Linked DNA regions of Mus musculus: region 1 is linked to region 2. The links are chromatin loops, found by intact Hi-C in ENCODE. Cell type or tissue: left cerebral cortex. All regions are shown on one strand. Each heading gives the region's core, and the rest is flanking DNA. Links, peaks and the distances in the headings are about the cores only.

Region 1 (10,040 bases), core at 1,430-9,429, 84 kb before region 2:
ATGTACACATGCATGTACGTACATATATATGCATTCACATAAATATACACATGTAAATCCACATACACACAGACATATAAATGTATATGCATATAAATATACATAAGCAATATACATACACACATACACATGCACACATACTCATCCACACCCAAATACACACATATGGGCATACACACACACACACACACACACACACACACACACACATGCTTAGGCATGCACCCACACGTAAATAGCATTCACACACACGAACACAACATGTGTACACACAGAGAGATATAAGAATAAAAAATAAAAATGTTTAAGGAGAGATTCTTTCCATATACCTAATTTTCTGTCTATTTCATTGCTTATGTGGAAGTCTTAAGAGACTTATTTGCCAAGCAAGGTGCATGATAATTTTAAGACCACAAGAATTATGAACAGATTCTTCACCATCTTTCCTGGCAGTACATTTTATAAGGTTAAAATGCTGCTAAAAAACAGCAATGTGAATACAACATTGACCTAGTACTGAACGTGGCACAGAAAACAGAGACAGCTCATAGAAATGCCACCACATTGGTCTCCATTGACTCAGGAGGACACAAGTTGGTGGCCACTCCTCAGAGCTTTGGAAGTTCTTACTGGCAAGTATTTTAAGTTTCCTATTCTCATTTTAAATTTCATTAAGAGGGGAAGCTATGCTGCTCTCCATATTCCAGTTGCCCAACAAGGCATACCCAGAAGTTTCACCAACATCAGCAGGTGTTCCAGGAGACCTCCTTGGGGCACTGTCTCTACAGCGTTCATAAGGGGTGCATGCATTTGGTGACTTTGCCAATCCACCCTTGACAAGTCCATAAAGCTGGAGCTTCATTAAGTCCATGCATTAAGTGAGTCAGAAGAATCCTTCCAAGCAAGCTGAGAAAAAGATCTTTAGCATTTCAAGGAAAAGATGAGTCAAAGCTAGCTTCCCCACATGAAATCCAGAGTTGAAATTGGATCTCCATCTAATGCTGCTGGCACAGGCCTCGGCGTTGAGAACACTCCAGAACTGCCAACTAAAATCAACAGCCTCCTGAAAGTGATTTTGTGAATGCATAGCATTTAAGCTAGCAGGGAAACTATCTCCTGGCTGGGGCTTGCGCAGTGGGTGGAGGAACGGACACAGTTCCCTTTGGGTCCCATAACAATAGCAGAACACATTTGCTCTCCTTTTTAGTCATATTCTTAGGAATCGCTGGAACTCTAACTAGGAGAAATAAAAAGCAGCACTAAAAATGAGTTTTCACTGATCTAAACACTGACTCAAGCCATAAGTCCTGATGTGTAAGCATTATTTAAAAGAAGAATGTCTCAGTCAAGTTTCTACTGCTGTGAAGAGACACCATGACCACAGCTATTCCTATAAAAGAAAGCATTTAACTGGGGCTTGCTTATAGTTTCAGAGGAGATTTAGTTCATTATCACCATGGCGGGGATCATGGTGGAACTCAGAAAGAAGTAACTGAGAATTCTACATCTGGTTCCTCAGGCAACAGGAAAGGTGATACTGGCTCTGGCTTGTGCTTTTAGAAAAATAATTTAAGTGTTAAATACTCTTTGTTTCATAGCATACATAAATCACAGTAAGTGTCTTTCAGTGGCTAAGGGCAGCATCCTTAACATAGGGAATTCTAATTAAAACGGCATTGTCAAGAAGACACCGTTGTTTCCTGATGTTTAGTCATTGCCTGTAATGGGCCAGGGAACACAAACTGAAACACAGTGAGTCTTGTTTCTGCGACAGTGATAGAATTGCTCAGTGTTTAAACATTTTCATATACCCAGTTGTATAAATCTCAGTGTAAAGCCATTTAATCGGTTTGAGGCGACACCCCCATTTTTATGGAAAGTAAAGCATTACTAATTAAGTCCAGTCTTATCTTGAGAAAGTGTTAGCAGTGTTAGCAGGGATACAACCAGAATTGTTACTTTAGAAAGATCGTATCCACTTTATCAAAAGTCAGTTTTACTTAAATCAGGACTGTCCAACAAAAACAGTTAGCCATTCATGATCTGAATTTGGTACCTGAATTAAATTGTGGTGTACATTAAAAGTTGTGAGACATTTGTTTTAAAATAAATATATCATTGGAATTACTCATTAGTAGCCATTTTAAGATAAGCTATTAGGCCTGCCATTTTCCCCTTCTTCTTAGTTCCAGCAAAGATCATTTTGGTTCCAGGGCTATAACTTTGAGATTCTCCAAATCTTCCATCAGGGCATCCTGTCCACAGGTGATGCCTTCATTCTTGTTGGCATCTGTGTAAGAGAATCCAGCTGCCTGACCTGCCTTCCACCCAGACAGACCATGGAGGTTTAGTACATTCTTTTTGTTTGTTTGGTTGGTTGGTTTTGTTTGTTTGTTTGTTTGTTTGTTTCGAGACAGGGTTTCTCTGTGTAGCCCTGGCTGTCCTGGCACTCACTTTGTAGACCAGGCTGGCCTGGAACTCAGAAATCTGCCTGCCTCTGCCTCCCAAGTGCTGGGATTAAAGGTGCATGCCTCCGGCTGGGTTTAGTACATTCTTATACTTGCCTCCCTTTCCCACAGTGTAGCACTGGGCACACTTCTGAACAAAAACATTCTTGTCTTTTTCAGTATCACCCATTTTTAATTTACTCCTGGCTGGTCAACATCACAAACGTTCGACCTGAAGACAGACATCCCGACAGACATACTTCTTCCAACAAAGTCACACCAACTCCAAGACCACACCTCCTAAACCATCTCAAGTAGATCCACTCCCTGAAAACTAAGCATTCAAATATATGAGCCAATGGGAGTCATTCCTATTAGTGGGGGTAGGGGTGGGAGGGGGGACAGTAACTACTACATTTATATAAAAAATCAGTTTGTCACAACTCACTTTGGGAGTTTAGAGTTTCTCCAGTTGTTAGTGTTTGGATTAGTAATAAAACAATATTTTCTAAGAATACTAAGTCTGTATTTTAGATTAAAAACTAAGGTTTAAAATAAAGTATTTTAAACCAACTACTATGGCCGATTTGGACACACAACTCTAAGCTGGGGCGCTGACTAAGTAAGCAAAGCTCATGCTTGCAAGCATGAGGACCGGAATTCAGGTTTGGTGAGAAAATGTCTCAAAAGGAAAGGGAGCAAAAATAGAAGAGGATGCCCACTGCTGACCTCTGGCCTCTACATGTACATGCACAAGTGCATACAAAGCTGCCCCCACACACATACACATATACACACACACATACACACCCTTAAAACTGCTTCTGCATCCTCATAAGTGAATGCATTCCACAACAATTCCTAGACACTAGTAACTGCCAAACTTAGAAATGTGCACATGTACCCTGCCAAGATGTCAGTTCCTTCACCAACCTTCTGCCTACAAATGAAGGAAACGTGTAACCAACAAGTGCTTCACTCATGAGTGTACTAAATATCCATCTAGCAGAACTCACAGTGACTCTCAGTGGAAAGGTGTTACTCAGGGCACTCAGGTTCAAGACCCGAATTCATCTGTAACTAATCATGTGACATTGGGTGAATGACATTCTTTGACTGGGTTCCCAGACAACCAGTGTGAAGAGGCCAGGCCCTGGCACTAGGAGATGTGGTCAGTGGGACACAGCATGCCACCTGTTTAAGCCCGCCCCCCTCCAGTTTCAATTCAATGTGTTACTGCCAGGGCTCTAACGAGGGCAAATTTAAACACTAACCCTACAGCTTACACTAAGGGTCCTCTAGGGAGAATGGATGCCTCTAAAACTACACCAGATCAAAATGAGAAATCCAATGAAAAAAGATCCATTTGTCAATAGATACCAAGATTAACATCTATGGACACCTCCAAGTTCACAAAAATTATCATGCTAAAAATGTCACACTCCCCCAAACAATGCATCTGAGGCCCTGAAATACTAAATGAATTACCAACAGCAGACCTTACTTAATCAACCCTCAGAAGCCAACTTCAACTCTGATGCAATAAGCCAGAGCTAACCTCAGTGTTTCCCTATGATGTCATTCCACAGAGAGACAAAGCTACGGTTGGTTTCCTTCTTAAAGGAGCGCTCATCTCCTTGGTCTTGTCTCTACCTTCCCTGAGCTTTGAAAGTCAAGGTGCACTGTGGAGTATAATGTTTGTCCTCACTCCTCCCATCCTCATTTTTAAAGCTACTCTGCTTCAAACGCCTCACTGCTTCACTAGTTCTATTCTTCCACTGTGCCCCCACTTCCTAACTAACATATTGTATTTTAGCCCTAAATATTTCTCTCTTCTGTTTCCACTTTTAGCTATCTAACCCCTACTCTTGAATAAGGAGATTTTTGTAGCTGTATTTGCTTCTAAAGCAGAGCTTCAGACTTTTCCACAATGTGATAGAATATAGTAGAGATAATTTTTAAAACGTTATTGTGACTTTGTGGTGTCTGTGTGTGTGCTTACACACCCATGTGTGCCCATGTGTGAATATGTGTTTGTGTATTCACTTGTGCTTGTGAATGTAAAGAGCCAGTGATTTTCCTCTTTCGCTCTATATTTTATTTTTTCCATAAGATTTTTTATTTATATTCTATGTGTATGTGTGAGTATCTGCATGAGTGCAGATGTATTACATATGTACCTGGTGCCTGAGGATACCAGAAGTGGGTATCAGTTCTCCTGGAACTATAGTTAACAGATGGCTGTGATCTACCGTGTGGGTGATGGGTATTGAACCTGGGTCCTCTGCAAGAGTAGCAAGTGTTCTTAACCCAATGGGTCCTCTCTTTAACCACCATATCTTAATTTTGAGACAAGGTCTCTCCCTAAACTTGAACCTTCATGTTTCATCTAGACTGCTAGCCAACATCCTCCAGGAATCCACCTGGAAATAGAGATGTCACACTACTGGAAATAGAGATGGTCACTGCTATCACAGGCTTTCTCATAGGTGCTGGGTACCCAAATTCAGGTCCTTATGGTTATGTGGTGACCACTTTACCTACTGAGCCATCTCCTCAGCCTACCCCCCAAAGGAATTTTAAAGAAAAGAATTAACAGCTCTATCTACAACCATGAACTTTTCCAGTCTAGATATTCTACTCAGAGAATTGAAACTATTTCATCAAAAATGATGTAGTCTCATGGGGAAAAGAGAGGATTTTAAAAAGATTCTGCAATCTTTAGCCTGCCCAATCTCAGATGGGAGTGGATGATATTTAAGGTGAGAGATTTTACCAGTTTTCAAGCTGTTACACAGTTCTCAATCTGTACTGAGACATTTGTAAAATGCAGAATATACTGTCTTTGACAAAATAAGAAAGCAAAAGTGAAGGGAGGGAAGTGGGCTGCTGTAATGATGGGTGACGTGGACAGCTGCTCTGGGCCTGTGGAGATGGCGCACCCACTCCATTCTGCTCACTCTACAACCCTTCCTTGAGGATAATTGAGTGCTAATTCAAGTGAATGAGGCAATGGACCAACACAGGTTTCATAAAATATGAATGCTCTCAAGCAGACATTTCTTCTGGCAGCTGCTTCCTCAGGATAGCCCTGGAACACATAATCACATTCACGCTGAAGTAAGCTTCGTTAAGTGTATTCATTGGCCAACAGCAAGTCATGATTAACCCTTTTATCCTACTTGAGACAAGAAAAAGAGTAATCTTAGAGAGAAATAATGCCACTACTTGCTAATTGTCTTCGAATTTCATGCCTTTGGTAACAGTTGAGGATTATAATCTAGAATATGGTTGTCTTCAAATAATATGAGCATATGGCTATTTGTGGAAGTTTGAAGAGGAAACCTTCAAGACTTACTAAAAGTTCTTTGCTCTACAGCAACACTAAATAGATGCCTATATGATGAAGAATATACATGAGTCACAAGTTGGTGAACTACTAATCTTGCACTAAAATGAGTACGTTTAACATGAGTTAGAGTTGTTCAGCCAGGTGTTGTATGCTTTTAGTCCTAACAATTAAGAGACAGACGATGGCAGCTCTGTATGAGGTCAAGGGCAGCTTGGTCTACACAGTGAGTTCTGGTCTAAGCTGTATAAGATCTTGTCCCAAAGCCAATAAACAAATAAATAAAATTAAAACATTGTGCTGACCATAAAGAAACATGATGATCTAAAATCAGAATGAAATACTTGCCAGTCACCAACCAAAAAAAAATATGATTTATGGTGTTTAGAATACACACAATAATGGAAATTTATAACCTGCAAGTTTATATGGCAGGCCTGGGAAGGGTGCTGTGATTTATTTAGTCTTGGATTCTCATTTTCTAGTGAGCATGCTGCCAGCATGCCTGCTGTACACACTGGTCTAGAATAAGAGACAGATCCCAAGGAAAAAGCTCCTTTGGAAGAGTAGATAAACAGTCTCATCTGCCTGGAGTCAGGTTGTGCATCCCACATGAAACCCATGGAAGTCTATAAAAGGCGTCAGCACACTCTCATGGTGTGCCATTCAAAACAGTCTTAGTCTCACTCACAAGAAAAGCTCACGCTCGGTTGTTGATGACACACCAGTACTGCTAATGTCTCATTCTTACCTGGAACATTCTAACCTGATAGCCTCTCATTCTAACCTGGAACATACAACCTGTCTGCCCAGGGCACCATTCAAACACACAGTCCAGGGTAGAACTCCTTCGGTGCTGTCTGATTTCCCTACAGAATTCTCCTTCTGGGTGGGCTCGCCTCACCTCTGCCCTCATCCACAAGAAGCTGTGCTTTGTTTTCACAAGTCTTGATTCCTCCACGTCTCTCAAAGATGTCCTATCACTACCCGACAGAACATAGAGACCTGCGATCAAGCCCTGACAAGCTTCATCTCATTAGTGCCTTTTTTAATCATCAAGGGTGACAACCCATGATAAATTATGTCAAAACACGAGATTCTAAATGAGAAGAGGGAAGGTGGGAAGAAAATGGCACACTCTGAGAATAGATAATGTTTCTCTACCTCTTCTTGAAATTAAAAAGAAAGAAAGGCAAGCTGAGGGCAAAGAGCAATCTGATCCAGAGAGGAACCACCATGACAAGGAGAATTGAAATGGGGTACTCGGTATTTCTCAGTTCTGTTTTTTTGACCTGTCTTTATATAGTAATAACAGAGAACTTGTCTGAAACTCAAAATATAAAATAACAATAGTAGTTGTTGTTATAATAATGATGATGATTATACAAAAGTCTGGCATCTCACACTTTAGACAGCTGTTATGGTCAAACACTACACCAGCAGAGCAGGTACAGCATCCCAAAACGTGGATGCCTGGCTAGTGTTCATATCCAAACCTGCTGCCTCTCAGTGAACTCTCTAGAACTGAGCAAAGGTGAAAGCAGAAATAGGTGTCCAAAGAAGGATGAAGGTGAATGCTAAGGGAGCCATTAGAGGCCATCATGCAAGAGCATATTCACACTCAGAAGAAAGCAACTTCAGCATCTGTCCCACCCACAGGATCCTCTCCACAACCCAGAACAAAAGGCACAACTTCAAAGAATATCTACATGCCTGCTGACTTGACCTTTGCTCTCTGCTGATTACGGGTTTCCTACCTTGCTAACAGTAGGTTCCAGAAAAACTAGGTAGTAGAGAGCATAGCGTGGAAGCCCTGAACAGGACACAGAACTCCTGGTCTGAACGTCACTCAGAGAAGGAGCAGTGCTGGGGCCTGGCTGGCTCAGGGAAGCTTTTATTTAATGGTCTACACTTTGAGTTTATTAAGAAAGAAGGTCTTGGTAAATATCCAAGCATATGCTTTAGGAGAGAGGAAACGAGGCTTGCAAGAGAAGGAAAGAAGCCCTCGCCCTAGGGCAGGTGAGGGTGTCTTGAGGGACATGAAAGAAACACTGAAGCCCAGTTTGGTGTGGACAATGGAGTCCTCAGCTTTGCCTGAAAGTCGTTACTTCAATACTGTAGTGACCACTGAGTGTAAGCCCACAATAGACACTTCTTATTGCTAGGCCCACCTCAGGAGAAAAATCTCTGAGTTGAGCATTAAGGCCTCAAAGAGCCAAGTGTTTAGATTTGTACTTCCCCCTTCCTTGTGTATTTCTCGCATTAAAATAACAGGTTCAATCTAGAAAAGCCGATAAAAATGAATTTTTCCCTCCACCTCGGATGAGCTATGTATTTACATTAGATTAAACATGTGTCTTCTTTAGGAATCAAAGCCAAGATAATCAATTAACAGTTTATATAATTTCAGAAACCCATTGCACGGCATGCTTTTAACTCCCACGCTAAGCAAAACTATCTGGAACTTACAAGATATCCGACGCTCTTCATCAGAAAATACGAACTTTGTATCGTTACTTTCAACACCTTCCCTTCAGAATCAGGCTGCCTTTAAAGATCCTATAATTCCCTTATTTACTTCTCAACCCATAGCAACTGGGCATCCTTTTCCGCAACATTATCAAAACCACCAATGTCCCGGCCGTGTCCAATCAAAGAGACACAGAGTGCTTTGACAAAAATTTCCTTGGAATTTGCCCATGTCCCTTCCACTTGGCTATCTGTGGTTCTGTCCCGTGACTAGATCACCTCTGCTGACCTCATCTCCTTTACTGTGTTCTTGATTGACAGCACTCTTCCCTCCCTTGAACTCCCTTGGAACTCATAGATCACTCTTAGGCATTCTCCTTATTTGTGCACATTCATTCTGGGAGCCAACTCGTTCGGAATCCCTCTCCTTGAACATCTTTTCTCTTCTGGTCCTTTCCCCCTGGGTGACAGAGCTGGGACACATCTTTGGTATATAAGTGAAAATAGTTTTGAGAAACACAGTAGGTCCAGTAGCCCGAGAAGGAACAGGTGCTCCAGTCAAATGTGCAGAAGAGGGCATTGATAACTCTTCAAGGGATCCGAGAATGGGCTCCAGGGGTAGGAGAAAATGAGTGGGTTGTGGTTAAGTCTCTCAAATGCAGTACCACATACCTGTCCGTCAAAGTCAGTCTCCTCATCCTTGTAAAGTATTTAACACTGGATAGATGGACATGTCAATCACAGCTTTTCCAAAGTCGCTTTGGTTTGTTGCTATACTATATCTCCCCCACTCTATTCCTCACATATTCTCTCTCTCTCTCTCTCTCTCTCTCTTTCTCTCTCTCTCTCTCTCTCTCTCTCACACACACACACACACACACACACACACACACACGAGTGTTGTGAAGAAAACTATTCTCTCTTACTTTAGAAAAGAAATTCTGGTTACTTGCAGGACGCTACCACATCAGTGGTATGGTAAGACTGCATCTGGGGGAAGGAAAAGACATATGGTACAATCCAGCTATGATATGGTGCTTAGGAGGCAGCAGGACCAGTGGCCCACAGGAAAGAGGCCCCACCTCAGTAGCATCCGAGTGACCAAAGAACAGGGCAACTTAGTCATATCCAGAGGAGAAAGTCACCCTAAAAGGTACTAGGTGGTGTCCCCTTGGGGAATTCCCAGGGAGAGTCACAGAAGGACTGTCGAGGTGACCCACAGCTCCTGTAGGTTTGGAGCTTGAGCCAGAAAAGAAGGCAGGCTGCTCCTTGATACGTTCTAAGACAGAACACCTCCCCCCCCCCCCATAGCTCTGGAATTCCCCGTGTGGACCAGGATGGCCTTCAACTGCTGCTAATCCTCCTGCCTCTGCCTCCCAAATGCTAGGATTACAAGCATGCACCACCATACCTGTTGCTCCTAAAAATTTCGTCATGGAAAACAATCTGACTCACAAAGAAGTTGTGACATGTGTATCAATGAAACTGTTGCTATAATGTCCTTGCTTTGCTACAGTAAACAACACATTTTATCACAGGCTGACTCTTTGCTTTACAGCTACAATGTTTAGTTTTATAAATACACATTCTGACATAGTGAGGTGGTATGTCTGGGAAGCTATTAAGATCTTACCAAACATTATCAATTCATGACAGAGTATGTCACACATTTGAATGGGAAGGATTGCCTGAAATAATTACAAACAGATTTTTGCTCACAGCAAACTCACAACAGGGTGCTCGCTCTCTCTCTCTCTCTCGCTCTCTTAATTAGA
Region 2 (10,040 bases), core at 709-8,708:
TCGTGGCAACTTTGTCTTTCCAAATCCCTTCATCTTAGGCTACCTCCTCTGAGAATACCTCACAGCCGTATTACCAAAGAGCCTTGTTAATTTAAGCTAACGTGTAAATGATGATTACACGTACGTTACCCTACAACATTATTAAATAAGGCTACACTAATTCAAAGACCTTCTTCTACTGATAGAGAAGCAAGAAGACATTTTTAGGGAAGAGCTATAGTAGAAGTCTGTCCAGAAGATGGCTCAGCAGGTGTGGGAGCTCATTGAACAAACCTGGTGACCTAAGTTCAAACCCAAATAAAAGCTGAGGAGGAGAAACAACTCCACAAACTGTCTTTTGATCTCCACACATGTGCTGTGGCACGCGCATCACTCTCATGCACACACATCACATACAGAGTGACAATAATGAATTAAAAACTTTAAAGAACTCTATAAATCTACCCCATTAGTATCCTACCTGGCTACAATCTCCAGTTTCTCTGCCTTGAAACATCATGGCCTCTAGTGCTTTCCAGAATTCTGCTTCCTCCTCTGTCTCAGCTAACATGCTCCATGTTCCCAGCCCGTGTAAAATAGTTCATGACCCTGCTCTTCCCATCAAAACAATGCTACAGTTATTATTGTGGACTGCATCATATGTCTTCCCTGCTAGACCCTACAATCTCAGAGGACAGGATGCCTGCATCCTGCCAATCACAGTAAGCTGGAACCTAAGGAAGGTCTGGGGTAGAGAAGCTTTTTTTATCACAAAAAGTTTTATGCATAAGAATGCACATGAAAACTATATTCACTTATACTTGTACATTTGTGCATATAAGCATAGCCTATCTAAGAGGTAAAGATCACAGCAATGAAAAGCCCTAAAAAGAGGCACCAGGGAATGCATCCGTGTCTTCTGACTTGAAGCCTGGTATCCCAAGTTCTTGGTTTTCCAATATGAAGGAAAAACAAGAAAAGCTTTCTTTTTATTTAGAGTTTAGCTCACTGATCGGGAAACCTGGGGTGTTTTCCTAATGCAAGTCCTACAGTCCTTTCAGGTCATTCTTTAGAAAATTCCTCAACTCACAATTCTCTCTCTGCAGAAGGTTCACCAACCCCACCATGACCACCCTTGGCACGATCACATCTAAGCCACACAGTATTTTCATTGCAGTACAATGTCCAAAGGATTGGCCATGCTTGTGACTGCCAGGGAGAGTGAGCCTGCTCTACCAAGCTGAATTTCCAATCCATGTAATGAGCAGTATACATTCTGACCATGACCATGACCATGACCATGACCCTGACAGAGGTACAGAAGCCAAGGTACACAAGAAAATAGGAACTAGAATGTGATCACATTTTAAAGAAAATGTTCCAGCACTGTTCATGGGAGAAATAATTGCATCAGAAAACAAATTCCCACACAACAGAAAATCTAGACCTTAAGAGGCCATCACATATAAACAGCAAATTCCAAAGAAACAACATGACTTGCTACTTCATAGTTGTGTGTTCAGTTTTATATGCATTAATTATGCTTTAATTCCTATGTCAATATGTGTTCTTCTTTCATACAATGAAGTTCTCCAGATCCATTCATTTGATCCCCAAAAGGAACACTGTGAAAAGGGTAATGAGAATATTACTAGACCTAATTGATTCTTCTATCAGTTAAAGAAGGAAAACTAAATACCCATAGAAAGCAAAATCAGCTGGGTCATGGTAGCATTTGCTTTTAATCACAGCACTTGGAAGGCAGACACAGGCAGATCTCTGTGAGTTCAAGGCCAACCTGGTATATAGAGCTAGTTCTAGGACAGCCAGTGCTACATAAAGAAATCTGTCTTTTGAAAAATACAACAACAAGAAAGTAAAAGTGGGCAAGTTTTTTTGTTAAGCATTACTGTAATGGGATATTTAGTTAAAGGCAAACTGAAAAGCTATGCCTGGTGATACATGCCTATAATTCTAGTACTTTGGATGTGAGTTTGAAGACAGTTTAGGCTACATGGCTTAACTAAATAAAGTTGACAGAAGTAATTCTTTACATGGAAAATGAACAGTGTCAATGCAAGCTGAAATTTTTTATACAAATCTGACTTATAAAAATGTGTTATCATTAGGTATGCTGGTCACACCTGTGATCCCAGCACTCAAGAGACAGAGACAGAAGGATCACCCATTCTCGTAGCACCCAACACTGCACTATAGTAGTCCTGAAGATTGAACCAGCCATAGCTACTATCTGCCTTCTTTGTGTCCAGGTTTTGAACTGAGCCCTCCCATGGGCTCGGTTACACATCTCTCGGTGCAAGCTCTCTTTACTTTCTGGTATATTAGTAACAAACAGTGAGTTGGCCTCCTGCTCCTTTGGTAGTGGACTAAATTTCTGTTCCGCTGACCACAATCCTTCTAACCACACTGGGCATCCTTCAGGCTCGTACAGCATGTGCCTGAGCTTCTCCATTCCTGATCCCAACACCCATCAATGGTCCTGTCAGAGTAGGTGTCTGGGACAGGTGCTTGAGGCAAACCTTCTTTCTAATCTATCCTCCTTATAAAAGCAATTTGTATTCTCAGGCAGGTGATCATGGTTGACCACCCCGACCACCCACTACCTGCAAGACAGCAGGTGGATAATATTAAACCATTATTTCCTTTTACTGTATCTACTTTGTGCACCAGTAGCCCTTGAACTTGACCATTAGGCATTATGACCTTCAGTCCAGCCCCCTGGGGCTAATGCCACCCACACAGCATTTAGACCAGATATTTCCTCCCATGATGCTTAGATGTTAACACACCTAGCCTGCTGCATATTCTTCAACTAGGCTTCTCCAGGCCCCTTGTTTTCAGGCTGAGATGCTCATTTTCCTGAGTTCCAGGCAATGCCAGACATTACCTGTGCTGTCAGCATCTCTGCCAAATTGGCACTCTCTAGGAGGACAGCTTCAGAAACTAAGCCAAACCTATTCACTTCACTAAGCCAAACCAACCCACTTGAAGCTAGAGACAGCACTCTGGTGTAAAAATGCACTTTCTGGTACTTAATTGTTCAAACCTCATGCCACATGTCTGCGTGCCACACAGAGCGGCCATGAGAACGTGTAGCCTGCTCTCACGTGTGAGGATTGCTTTCTAGGTACTGAAATGTCACCTCTTCCTGGCCTTCCTTACACATGTGCCTTGGAGTTTTGAAAAGAATCTATCTTCCTTTCATCTGAATCACTAGTGATACCACAGACCCCAGATGACCCGTTTGCTCAGCATCCCATTACCCGGAATCCTTAAGCTTTAGGAGCCTCCTGTGAATAGGCACAAGTTTTGTGTTTAGCACGCCCCCCCCCCCCACCACCACCACACACACATAGGTTCCTGTTAATGGGACACTTCTCCATAGCATGGAATTGAGAACAGCAGGCCCTGAATTCCCCTACTCCTTTGGCAATAGTCACCCACTCCTCTTGGAAGTTTCTCAAAACTCAGAAGAAAAAAGTAAAGAAAAAGAGGAAGGTTGAAAATAAGGCAGATGTGACCCATCTTTTTTTTTTTTTTCACTCTTCCAAGCCAGACACTACTAGAGGCATTAGGATTTCCCAGAGGCATTAGGATTTCCCGGTGGCCACCAAAAGCAAGCACCCATTGCTCAGAACCTGACAATCGAGCCCATATGCTAGGGTGCTGTTAAGAGTTGTCTACATGCAAAATATGAGTGAGCAGCTATTATTAGAGACGCCAGCACAGAAGGAATAGATAGATAACGCAGAAAACGGGAGAACCAGACACCCCGAACACCCTGGTTTCTCAATTGTCACCTAGACTGACTGCTGAGCCGCTGCAGAAGCTCCAGGCCTGGTTCCCTCCCGCCATGCCCAAGGTCGCCCTGGCGGGGCCTCCTTACCTTGCGTGAGTATGGGGGTTTGCTCAGGTGGATGCCATCGCGGACCAGCTTATCCCGGATCATGATCTTCAGCTTCAGCTTAGGGTAGCTCACCAGCTCCCTGCTGCAGGGAGCGCCCGGCTGGCCACGGGGGTCCCCGCGAGTGCCCTGGGCTGAGCTGCCACATGGCTCCCCCCGGCGGCCTGGGGGCACCGCTTCTACCAGCGGTGCCGGTGGCACGGGCTGCGGTTCAAGGGTGAAGTAGAGGCCGGCAGCGGCCGCATCCTGTTCCCGCAGCCGGTGCACAGCCTCTAGGATGCGCCGGCGGTGCGCGGGAGCCAGCACCCCGATGGCGTCCAGGTCCGGGTCTCCGATCTGCTTGCACACTTCCAGGTCATCGTAGCCATTATCCACGAAGGACTCAGCGTACTGTGGGAGCTGTAACGCTTTCAGCCACTCGTAAACTATGTTGGTGCACATGGCTGAGACTCGGAACTCGCCAGCGAGTACCCAAGTGACACGGGCGGCACCAGTTCTTGCAACTTTTAATCCTCTCCTGGAAAGGGGTGGGGAGAAGAAACAGCAGGAAAAGTTTCTCCCTTAGTGGTTAGGCTCCGGCCGCAGAGTCAGAGCCATAGAAAGCAGCCGGGGAGGGAGCGAGAGAAAACGAGGAGCGTCTAGCGGCGAAGTGGATTCCCCGAGCAGGCGCGGCGCTCGCGGGCACTGGCGGCTGGGCGAGCGGCTGGGCTCCGCGCCGCCCCTGGATGCGCGGCCACCGCGGGGAGGGGCGCGCAGGCGGGGCCGGGCACACCCCTCGCACCCGCGCGGGTCACCGTCGCGCTGCGCCGCCCAGGAGGTTCCCCAGCTGGGGCAGTCTGGGGAGTGCTCGCTGCATGTCGCTATCTGGCCGGCTCCGTGGACGTCTGCAACCGGGTCCCACGCCGTGGAGGCGGCTCCGGCGGGCAGACCGGTGGATGATGGCGAGCGCCTGGTCTGTGCGCTTGTCAGTCACTGTCGTTCCCGGGGTCACGGTGACCCGGTGGCTATTAAGCTTCCGGACTCCGGTGGCTGCCCTGGATATCTTTCGACATTTCTTTTGAATCCGACTTCTCCAAACCCCTAGATTTTTTTTTCTTCGCTCAGTTCCCAAGCCAGTGGGTACTCTCGCCTGGGTGTCCAAGGGGAGGACCCGGTCACTGGTCCTGAGAGAAGCTGTTGAGTCCAGTGTCCCTTCTCCTTTCCCGATGCACGTAGAATGTCCTTTCAAAGGAGCGGGTTGCTAAGGCTCCACAGGCACGGTGTGTCTGGCTCTGTGGTGCTGCGCTCTGTGCCCCAAGCAGCTGCGTTTTGGCAGCAGGGTGGGAGCGACGTGGGGACTGTCCAGCCTGATGGGCGCGAGGCCCCTCCTCGCTATAACTAGTCACACCGGGTGGGTGTCGGGAGGGGCACGACTGCTCCCGATTGCCTCTCCCTCCAAGGCCATCTGACCTGCGAAAGTTTGGGGTGGGTTGTTACTTTCTCCTCCTCGGTCAGCGCATCCCTACCTGATCGGCATCCCTCCCCACCCCCACCTTCCTTCCAGCCACACAAGCACACCGCGTTGTGTCAGACCCCCTCAATCTCTCCCTGCCTTTTTGCTTTCTATTCACTTCGCGTTACAGCTCTTCTGCCCCAGGTGGCTCCCTGCCCAGGGACAAGAGAGGTTTTCTGCCTCCGAGACAGGGACCACAGCCGACTCCCCCTTCTCTGCCCCAGGGTCGCGTGTTAATTGATACACCACCACATACACCACCACGCAGCTGTGTTAAAGAGAACACTAGGGCATCTAGCACTTCTGCCTAGATGGGAGTAACAAAATTAACCGAGATTCCCTCCTGGTGCCCATGGCCCAGCTTTGAATGGAGGCGGGGGAGTGGGGAGGAGAAGGGCGACCCCCCGGAGTTCCTAGGCCTCTTTTCACTTCGTCTGATCTTTGGGGAAGCAGTTAGAACCTTAAGAAACCTTGCAGGCAGCAACAATTTCCTTTTCACAAAAGTAACACTCAGCTTCACTCTAGAGCCAGACCTGGCCAATACCCTTCCTGAAAGAGTCCTTCTGGGGCCCTACCTGTCTCTAGGCACAACACTAATGATGGCACTGCCCATCCGTGGCTTTAGAGTCGTTCCCCGTGGCTCCAGGACCGTTGGCTGTGGGTAAGGGACTCTCTGTGCCACGTTTCCACTAAATTAGTGAAGCTTAAACCCCTCTTGGGACAGACACTGAGAATCAAACTAACTCTCTCTCTCTCTCTCTCTCTCTCTCTCTCTCTCTCTCTCTCTCTCTCTCTCTCCTTTATGGTCTGTAAAATACCTGATATGGGTGAACCCAAAATGCGTCCCGTATTTCTACAATAGCTGGGGCCTATATGCTGAGTCCCAAGCTCCTGGATCCAAACGTCTCATACTGAAAAATAGCTACCAGGAAGAACCTTCTGTTTGGGAAGAAGAAAGACTACAACGCGGGTAGTCACGGAGCCGTGTCTGCCCGCAGTCCTAGATCACCCGCGTTTCCGTGTTCAGAGACTAGATTATGGTTCTGATCCTGGAGCAAGGCTCTGGGTTACCCCGGACCCTCCCTACCTAGCACGGATTGTAACTTGCCCTCCGTCCCTTGCCAAAGCAAGCTCACAGTGCCCTCTTGTGTCCAAGTGCTGGAATTTTAAGGCGTTGCCCAAGTCCCAAACTTGTTTTGTTCGGCTGAAGGAAGAAGAGGGCTTTATGGTTCCTATTTGCCTTCGTAATGTACAGATAATGCCCTCGCGTGTACCTTTATATCTCAATGCTTTGTCATGAAAACCGTTGGGTTTTGGTGAGGTGGGTATTGCAGTACTTTCAAAACAAGTCTGCTTCAATGGAACAGAAGTTCTCTGTAAATGCTTCTTCGGAAGTTGGTACTATATGCCAGGCATCTGCATTTATGTCTAAGTATATGTGGCTCTTAGAAGTATTATCCGCTATGTTACAAAAAAAGGAAGACCCATGTGTGAAACATTCCCTCCTCGTCTGGTCACTGTAGAGGAAAGGGTAGAGAACTATGAAGACAGAAACTCAGGGACAGGCTTCCAGCCACTGGATTTCCAGCTCCCTAGCCATTGCTAAAGGAACCAGCAGGAAACCTTGGGCTGGTTATAAAAGCAGAGTCTCTTACTTCTGCTGTTTGTGTGGTTAGAAAAGGAAACTTTCAAGCTCTTGAGTTTATTGCCCTGGCTTTTCTTTCTCAACTTGTTTGAAAACTCCAATAACACTACTTAATAGTCCTTTGCTTTCTCAAACACAGCCTCTTTCCCTCGGGAGCTTCAGGGCATTCATTTTGTCTCGTTACTCTTCAGCAAGCCAGTGAGTATTTTTATTTCCATTTTACAATTAAGGAAACTGTATTGGAGGAAGATGAATGGCTTGCCCAAGGTCATATGGTAAATCAGGATAGAGACAAGAACAAGCCTGTCTTGTTGAAGCCCCTCCTCTGCTATAGGCAACAGGGATTCTCCCTTATTTATGATCCGGGCACTGTCCAATTAGGAACTAAAGGATCCTGTGCTCTCGGGAGGGAACAGCTTTTTATGAATTAATCATTTGTTAATCAGTCATAAATAAAATCTCTCTTTTGACCTCTCCTTTTCCTCTCTTGCACACATTTCCCATGCTTGTCCAAGCCTTTGTGTGAAACTGCTGCTCCCAGTAGACTTCATTTATTTCTGAAGTCACAAATACAGAGCTTCTGTGGTCTGTACTCATCTCTGCTTCCTACGGAGGCTCCTGGCTATAGTCCAGAATGAAAGGGCAAAAATAACGATGGGGGAGGGGTAGAGAGTACATGGTTTGGTGGATCGAGTAACTTGCCGCACGGAGTTCAGATCCTGAGTCCAGACATCCCTAGTCTAACTAAAAGGATTTAGGCTGGATGCAAGGGGCTGTAATGCCTGTTCTGGGGGGGTGGGGGGGGGAGAGATCAGAGACAGGTAGAACCCAGGGATAGTTGAGAGCCAAGTGGCAAAGTCCAGGTTCAGTGAGAGACCCTTTCTCATAAAATAAGGTTGGTGGTGATCTGGAAAGTCTCTAGACACTGACTTAGGACCTCCACACGTGTACATACAGCCAATCACCATTTTCACACACACACACACACACACAGTGTGTAATTTTAAGATTTGGAAGCCTTCAGGAGCTACAAGGCCATTCTATAGCAAATACAGAATCCAAATTTACATAGAGAAGCTAGAGGTCCAGGGAACTGAAGTTTGCATGTGTGTCTTACCCACATATGTGACAGAGCCCAGATCTTTTCCTCTTGGGCTTTGTACTGCATTGTCTTCTTTTATGTGGCTATTGTCAAAATTGTATACATTCATCGATGTATACTGAGATACAGTACCAGACACCAAAGCAAAAACCAAGCATACAGTGTTTCTTCATTAACAGGAACTGGAGAGATCTCACCATACAGAAATTTAGCTGCTGGGCTTTAAAAGTTTGCTTGCTTTGCTTTGTTTTGTTTTATTTTGTTTTGTCTATGTGTTCTCCCACTCAAGCACTAACCAGGTCGGACCCAGTTTAGCTTCCAAAAGCAAACACACCCAGAGAGTGTGAAACTGGACCTTGACATTCAGAACTCCACACACACTTTTGTTCTTAAAGTGGCTATCACACTCCTAGTTCTCCTCCTAGTCTTAGCCTTAAAGCACCAAGATAATTCACACCATGAACCTTGACAAATACCTTTTCTTTTTGCAAGCTATTTTGGTGGAAAATGCTTTCTTAGAGTTTTTTTTTTTCATTAAAGAAAAAAATTACAAAAAGTAAACTGCTGATTATTAATTAATATATTATTAGCATAATATACATAATAACAATTAATAATTGTTATTTAATATATTTGGACTCTTTGGTTTGATTGATTCATTGGTTTAACATGGTTTTGTATTTATTTGAAGCAATAACTCTTCTTTAAATGAAAGTTACTGGTAAAATAGATTGGGGAGAAAGTTTCTATTTAAATACCACTTCAGAACTATTTTGCAATGATAATAACTATGGAACATGCAAAGTTAACACTGACAGTCTCAGTGTAATTAATGATAATTATATTCAGGTTTTAAAGTCTAAATACCAAAAAGCAGCTTTGCTGCTCAGTAACTAGATTCAAGGTTGCCAGATGAAAAAAAAAAAAATTTGTTTTGAAATCTTCCTGGTGTTACATAAGGTTCCATACTATTTTACTTAGAAGATAAATGTTCATACCTAATGTGTATAAAAATTAAATTCCATTAACATCTATTAAATGTCAGTCCCCTGGGTGTCTAGCCTTGTAAAAGTCAAGCGTATATAATATTAATCTTAAAATGCTAAATATGTCTTGCCTCTGCTTAAACCATCAGCAGAAAGCATCTAAAAGGGCCTCATGCCACAGGGAGGAAGGGGGATAATGGGCTTGAGTGATGTAACAGGCAATCTGTTCTTCAGTGGCGGCAGTGAGGGGTGGCGTTGGCACCTTAATTGGGGGGCAGGCTGGGTGGGGGTTTCTGTTAACAGGCCTGGGCTGTAGATGTTATATTAATGTGTGACAACATATTTGAAGAAGGGAGCGACAAGGAGCAGTGGGGAGTACCAGCAGGATGCCATTAGATTATGGCTTGCTATTATAACAGGCCTTTCTTTCTTAAAGCAAGGGAACAAAGGGGGTAAAGAATGTTCTGGAATCTTTGGCTTAGAGGTCACCAAGAGGAGAACAAGAGACTATATTTGTCGTAGAGAATAAAAACCCACGAAAGGACTTTCCTTGTCCTATTATCTATCTCCAAATAGTCTACATTTGAAATACACCCCAAAGATGACCCAGAATTTCTTGAGGTAAAAATAATGGTGCAGGGTTCTGCTGGATAGCATGGCAATGCTTGAGAACACCTTTTCTTTTCTTCTTTTTTCTTTTTCAGACTAAGCAAAGTTAACTTAGCACTTAAAAATTAAGTTATGTAACTTCCATCAAGTAAAAGGATATTGATAAAAGCTCTTTGAGGCAAGAGCTTATGTAATCACAACAACAAAATCATTTGACTTCAGCACAAAACAGTTGCTCCCAGGTGAGGGTTTATCTCCAAGCAAGAGTTAGGAAACCTGACTTCTGACCCCAGGGGCATCTG

What was found. Hi-C counts contacts between places; a loop is a spot of excess contacts. Peaks named below come from ENCODE experiments on the same cell type or tissue, not always from the same donor. Only the 100,000 strongest peaks of a DNase experiment are listed, where the experiment ranks them.
Region 1: it touches region 2 in a loop (2.4-fold over the local background); 2 of 42 quality-filtered maps call a loop at or near these places.

What each region holds. Positions count from the first base shown.
Region 1 is chr10:9,585,478-9,595,517 of GRCm38, forward strand. It overlaps a transcript of Samd5 not described here and the pseudogene Gm48758. Among named protein-coding and RNA genes, the nearest start is that of Samd5, 85 kb to the right of the region's middle. In left cerebral cortex, for the core only: no CTCF peak of the experiment used is centred there; DNase peaks (open chromatin) are centred at 5,328 and 6,414.
Region 2 is chr10:9,670,619-9,680,658 of GRCm38, forward strand. Samd5 (sterile alpha motif domain containing 5) reads right to left here and starts at 4,590. Exons shown (of 2, transcript NM_177271.3): 1 at 3,887-4,590. The coding sequence starts at 4,345. In left cerebral cortex, for the core only: CTCF peaks have their summits at 4,048 (motif pointing left) and 6,551 (motif pointing left); DNase peaks (open chromatin) are centred at 4,565, 5,137 and 6,535; H3K4me3 peaks cover 3,827 bases; H3K27ac peaks cover 1,562 bases.